Regions from separate parts of the Homo sapiens genome. Here region 1 is linked to region 2. The links are chromatin loops, found by intact Hi-C in ENCODE. Cell type or tissue: natural killer cell. All regions are shown on one strand. Each heading gives the region's core, and the rest is flanking DNA. Links, peaks and the distances in the headings are about the cores only. Region 1 holds the start of LOC124907866 (a long non-coding RNA gene). Region 2 overlaps ACOXL (acyl-CoA oxidase like).

The links. A loop is a pair of places that touch in the nucleus more often than their neighbours do. Peaks named below come from ENCODE experiments on the same cell type or tissue, not always from the same donor. Only the 100,000 strongest peaks of a DNase experiment are listed, where the experiment ranks them.
Region 1: it touches region 2 in a loop (7-fold over the local background); 2 of 110 quality-filtered maps call a loop at or near these places.

The regions. Positions count from the first base shown.
Region 1 is chr2:111,049,717-111,052,632 of GRCh38, reverse strand. The region is part of intron 16 of ACOXL (acyl-CoA oxidase like); the gene reads right to left. LOC124907866 (a long non-coding RNA gene) reads left to right here and starts at 2,456. Exons shown (of 2, transcript XR_007087182.1): 1 at 2,456-2,572. RefSeq lists a silencer at 2,487-2,781 and an enhancer at 2,487-2,781. In natural killer cell, for the core only: no CTCF peak of the experiment used is centred there; no DNase peak of the experiment used is centred there; H3K27ac peaks cover 790 bases.
Region 2 is chr2:110,845,626-110,848,541 of GRCh38, reverse strand. The region is part of intron 10 of ACOXL (acyl-CoA oxidase like); the gene reads right to left. Among named protein-coding and RNA genes, the nearest start is that of ACOXL, 110 kb to the right of the region's middle. RefSeq lists an enhancer at 1,311-1,380. In natural killer cell, for the core only: no CTCF peak of the experiment used is centred there; DNase peaks (open chromatin) are centred at 841, 1,361 and 1,761; H3K27ac peaks cover 1,327 bases.

The DNA of each region.
Region 1 (2,916 bases), core at 121-2,620, 200 kb before region 2:
GTAATTTATGGAATCTAAATATTGTTCTATGGTTCAAATTGTAGTGAAATCTGAGAGGCAACTCCTGATAACAGCTATCTTACCCTTGGGTACCGTTTCCCTAGCCCCCTTCTCGGGTCTGCAGGGTCTGTTACTTAAGCCAGTAACAGCTTCCACCTCTGCTTGGTAGATGGGAAACTGAGTCACAGAGAAGCTGGCTTTCTCCTGTCTTACAGGACCCCCAGCAACAAGGATGTGATTAACAAGCCTTGAGAGTGACTCCAGAAGCCTGCCACCACAGTACCCCTCATGGTTCCACTGCAGTCACACCTCCCGTGTGTGCTCTCATGGTGCTGAAGGGGTGGAGTGGTGGAATTTTCTATGAATTTGCTCATCTGAGTGGGCCCCGCAGGAAGAAGCCCAGCTTTCTGGTCCTAGTTCTATTGCCGGCTGACTAGCTATGCAATGGTGGCTAGTCACTTGTTTTCCTGTCCCTCCTGCTTTTCCTGGTTGTCAGATGAATGTTCTGGCTTATGCCATCTTCAAAATCTCAATGTTTTTGTCTTTGCAGGGGAATCTGACCTTGGTTCAGCCATCTGATGAACCAAGTTCATCTCTTGCATCTTCTTGGCAGTCTGTCTATAGAGCATCTTCTCAGGTTAGGCAAGGTGGAGCTATGTGATTGAGGGAGGGGCTTTTGACTTGAGTCAAAATTAGGCTGCCTGGGACAATCATGGACCATGCCTGCCATACAAGCTGCATTTTTAATGGTACCCCTTTAAATATTTGTGCTCAGATCTCAATTACCCTTGACAATGTAGAATGCAACATTGGAATGTTTGACAATGCAGGAATGCATGCAAAATATAATTTTAAAAAATATCAGCTGGGCGCAGTGGCGTATGTCTGTAATCCCAGCACTTTGGGAGGCCGAGGCGGGTGGATCACCTGAGGTCAGGAGTTCAAGACCAGCCTGACCAATATGGTGAAACCCCATCTCTACTAAAAATACAAAAAATTAGCCAGGCATGGTGGCAGACACCTGTACTCCCAACTAGTGGGGAGGCTGAGACAGGAGAATTCCTTGAACCCAGGAGGTGGAAGTTGCAGTGAGCTAAGATCACGCCACTGCACTCCAGCCTGGGTGACAGAAGAAGACTCTGTCTCAAAAAAATATATATCATATTTGGCCCAGATCTACGTTTTTTGCCTCCAACAAGTTTTCATGAGGTTAAGTTAAATGTGGGAATTTATTTCAGACAGTCTGCAAAGTGGATAGCTCACTAGAGCAAACATACAATCACCTGCAGGCTGACTGTAGTCAAAATAATCTACTGTCACCCTGAATAGGTTTTCTCACATAACATCTACAAAAACCCAGCATACCATTGTCACACCCACATGGTGCCTTCTGATATGTGACATTAGAAAACCTCAATCTCCTAAAAAAAATCATAAAATAGTTTCAGTATATATGAACTCGGCACACGTTTTTGTTCAGTGAAACTTCTTTCTTTGATGATGCCTGTTCAAATATTTGCAAATATTGAGAAAACGCCCACATAAATCATCCTCTGTTGCTGAGGCCACACAGTCTGCAGAAACCAACAGGTAAGACACAAAATACTGAACGCCACTGGAGGTCACGCAAATTCCAGGAAACCTCAGGCCATCTTAGCCTTCCTCTCCCAACCCCAATCTGTTAGTTTCTAACCGAATGTGCTAGAGAAGCCAGCCAGAGCACCATGAAAGTCAGCAAGAAGGTGAAATGGTGAGAGGAGGAGGGGCCTTTGGTTACATCTCTTTTCACCTCTCACTCTAGATGTGAAGAAACTCAGAGGGGGCTGCGGCATCCCAAGTCGGGGAGGCCATGAGGACCACTAGAAGCAGGCCTGGAGGTGTGGTCTCTGGGGCTGGGCTCTGTCGCTGCCCTCTGTACCCCAAAATGCCTCTGAGATGCCCATGTAACCTCCAGGGGAGCCCAGGAGCTTCACCTCCTGCAAATGGGGAGAGATGGACAGTAGGAGAAGAACAAGAGAGAAGCAAGAAGCAAATGGTAGGAGAAAACACAGGATAGAGGGAAGAAAGACCAAAGGCCGGTGAGCAGAGAAAAGAGGTGAGCATCCAGGGCCCAAGAGCTGCTTCAAGGTCATGGAAAGCCAGCCTGCACCTGGAAGGAAAGGTCCTTGCAGAATAGAACTTAAAGCAGGAAACAGAGAATTAAGCGTGGCAAACAAGAAACGCCCATGTGCCTGAATCTATATCATTCTAAGTCAGTGTATCAGACGCCCAGGACTCTGAAAAATCAGGGTTCCCAGACAAACCCAACACTTGGTATGAGCAGCGCTTCTTTATTATAAAACTAACATCACTGAAAGCTTTTTTTTTTTTAAAGACCAAAAATATCACATCTTAGGCAAATGAGTTGAAAATCCCTCAGAGTGACACCCTATTTTTTTTCCACCCATTTCTAAAGTCAGAGGACACCTGGTAAAGAAGCTGGTTTTTAGATAAAGAAATGCAATTCCTGGTGCACGCGGTTTCCTGGTGGTACAGCACTGAAGTGACATCATGGAAATATTTGTACCTCAAGGTCAGTCTGCAAGGTTTCTGTGTGAAAGCATGAGTCTTAGTGGTGGGAAAGTATGTGTGTGCACCTTTGTGATCTGCTGCTGTTTACTGCTCTCTGCTTCAAAGACAAAGTTTTAATTAAATCCAGGTGGGCAGCTTGCCAGGGTTTTCCACACTTTTGGCTCACCTAGGTAGGCAGCCTAAGTGCAGGTTATACCATTTGGAAATGCCTCTGCTCCTGTCACTTGGAAGGAAATAAAACAACTGTTCCTTGGGGCGGGGGGTTGGGGGGAAGAAGCTTGTCTTCCACTCAAGGGCAAGGAATCTATGACATAAGATGCTCATTCTGGTGGTGAATATGAACAG
Region 2 (2,916 bases), core at 328-2,827:
TGAGATGCTGACAACCACCCTCGGCCCTCAAGAGTCTCACTAAGGAAAAGCATATGACTTGGGCACTCCGTGAATATTCATAGGCTGCCATTTAGGGGCAATATTTTGTGTTAAGGCCATCAAAAACGCAACCATCCAAAAGATGGCTTTGTTTTAAGATTATACCATTGGGGTTGAATAATTTCTTGGCAACCCTGTGTATATCTGGTTGGAGCCTCACTGTGAAGTCTGAAAAAGAGACAGATGGAACAGTCTACCAGAGAGCCTCAGTGACAGAAACAACTATTCCCTGGAAGGGGAAAAAAGGGCAGAAAGGCATTTTTGTTTATTTTTACAAAATTTGGAGGAAAACGGTCTCCTCAGCTGTCTCCACAAGATCAAACCAGCCCCAAATGGGAGTTGCTAGGTATTTGCCAACACTTGAAATCAAAATCCAATAGGCCTGATGGCTGTGGTTCTGGTCTTTTCCTCCCTTTTGTATTTCAAGATGGCAATTTCATTTGCTCATTGATGCTGCTTTTTCATTCAATAAGCATTCTGATTCATCTATGAACTTCAAACTCTGCTTCTAATCTAAATCAGAACACAAAAGTACACAACCCCTTCACTTCTTCTAGGCCATCTGGGCTCATTCTAAACAAAAACACGAGCACAGTCTCAGAATGAGTGCTTAATCACCCCGGGTCTGTACTTTGTTGTAAAGGCAGGCCTCCAATAGTCTAGCTCAGGACGGTCACACTGTGAGCAGTTCGATCACACGCAGGTTCCCCAACTCTCTCTTTCCCCGTCCAGCCCTCGAGGGGTGCCAGGGCCTCTTACGGGGCCGGTGACTATAACTCCCATATTAGGTTTGGGCACAGGCCTGAACAGGATGCCAGATTTAGCCTTTCTTAGGTGAGAAGCCAATAGAAAGAAGTCAGTTGTGGGAAAGAACTGCATTTAGACTTTGCTTAAGAGTCACAACTCTGTGGACCTCCATTTAACTATCACAGAACCAAATGGAAAATTTGCTTCCTTCTTCGTTTATTAAAGAAACATAACTAATGAAAAAACAAAGCAAAATCGTTGTGTTAGGAATTAGTTCACTGCTCTCATCCTCCACTTTCACGAGCTCTTCTTAGAAATACAAGCATAAGTGACATGTGCACAGATTCCACGCATTAGTTCACGTGTTCTCTCCAGTATCAGACAAGTGAGAGCCAAAGGGGTGATGCTCACCTCTGAGCCTGTTTCCTCTTTTATCTTGGCCCAGGGGCACTCACCAGGAGGGAGCAGCCTTCTTCACTCTGCTGCACTGCGTCAGGCAGGAAGAACATCTAAACTCTCTTTCAATCTTGCAGAAAGAGAAAAAAACAAAACACCCACACAGTGGGGAAATTGTTCCCCACTGTGTGGGTGATGGGGCCCCGAGAGCTGTTATCTGCAAAGGGCACTTCTGGGGGTTACCCAGCTGTCACCACTGTGTGGATTCCACCCAAAAACCTCAAGCCAAACAGTGGGGAATGAACATCAAGAGACAATTTTCCACTCTGTGAAAATGGCTTGACTTTACAAAAATAAATTAAAGCGCCATGATAATAAACGAAACATGAGCAGGACCTGTTGTTAAGCGCGCAGGCAGTCATGGCAGAGGCTCTCCTTGCTTGGTACATTTACACCATCGAAATATGATGATTCTTTCTCTGCTTCCTGACCCCTCAGCTCCCTACCCACATGCTCATATGAAGACACACACAAACACATACACCCCCCCCAACACACACACACCCCTCTATACCACAGACAGATCTGGAATAACTGGTCTAGCAAGAGTTAGAGGTGTCTGGGGTCAGCAGTGGAAGTGGTTGGGGTGGGCATGTGTTACACTGTGTGTGTGTGTGTGTGTGTGTGTGTGTGTGTGCGTGTATGCATACTTGCATGCTCACATGCGGGAGGATGGTCTCACCCTGAACGCTGTTCATTTGAATAAAGGAGAGCTAACAGCTGAAGCACCACTGCATATGCATGCAAACAAAATCAGGCCTCCTTTGGGCCTCAAGTCCTCTGTTGCCACACAAGAGCCCCTCCGGCTCTGAGGCAATCCTGCCCCCTCTGTGTCTGCAGCAGCCTGAGAGGCACTGCTGGCTGGCCAAGGGTACAGGATTTTAGTGACTTCTTTCCCTCCTCTGCACATTCATCGCCTTTAAGGTCCCCAAATCCATTCTTCTTCAAGAGTGAACCCATCCTCCCAGTATTGTCATTTTGGAACCACGTTTTCCTGTCCCCCTTTCCTTCATCCCCTCTTCTGTCTACTAAAGGAGTCTGCTGGGGCTTTCCCCACCATCTCTCTTGGTCCTGACGCCCATGTTAGAATTTTGGAAGCAGATCTGATCTGCTTCCAAATTCCAAATCTGGTCTTAGATTTAGAATCTAAAGTCTCAAATCTTGATGCCAAAGGTATCCCTACCCACACAAAGAGGACCCCTTCCCTCAACTCTGGCATCTGGGTTTGGGGTCAACATGACAAGGAAAATGGTAATCGATAGGAAAACAGTATGGCCCCTCCTCAAAAACTTAAACTTAGAGTTACCATAGGATTCAGGAATTCCACTTCTGGGCATGTACCCAAAAGAATTGAAAGCAGGGTGTCAAAGAGATATTTGTACATCCAAATTCATAGCAGCATTATTCACAGTGGCGAAGAGGTGGAAGCGACCCAAGTGTCTACTGATGGATGAATGGAGAAACAGAACGTGGCCTATACATGCTATGGAATATTATCCCACAGAAGGGAATGAAATTCTGGTACATTCTACAATATGCATGAATCTTGAAGAATTATGCTAAGTTAAATAAGGTAGTCACGAAAAGGCAAATGCTGTATTATTCCACTAATATAAAGTCCCTAGAATAGTCAAATTTATAGAGACAAAAAGT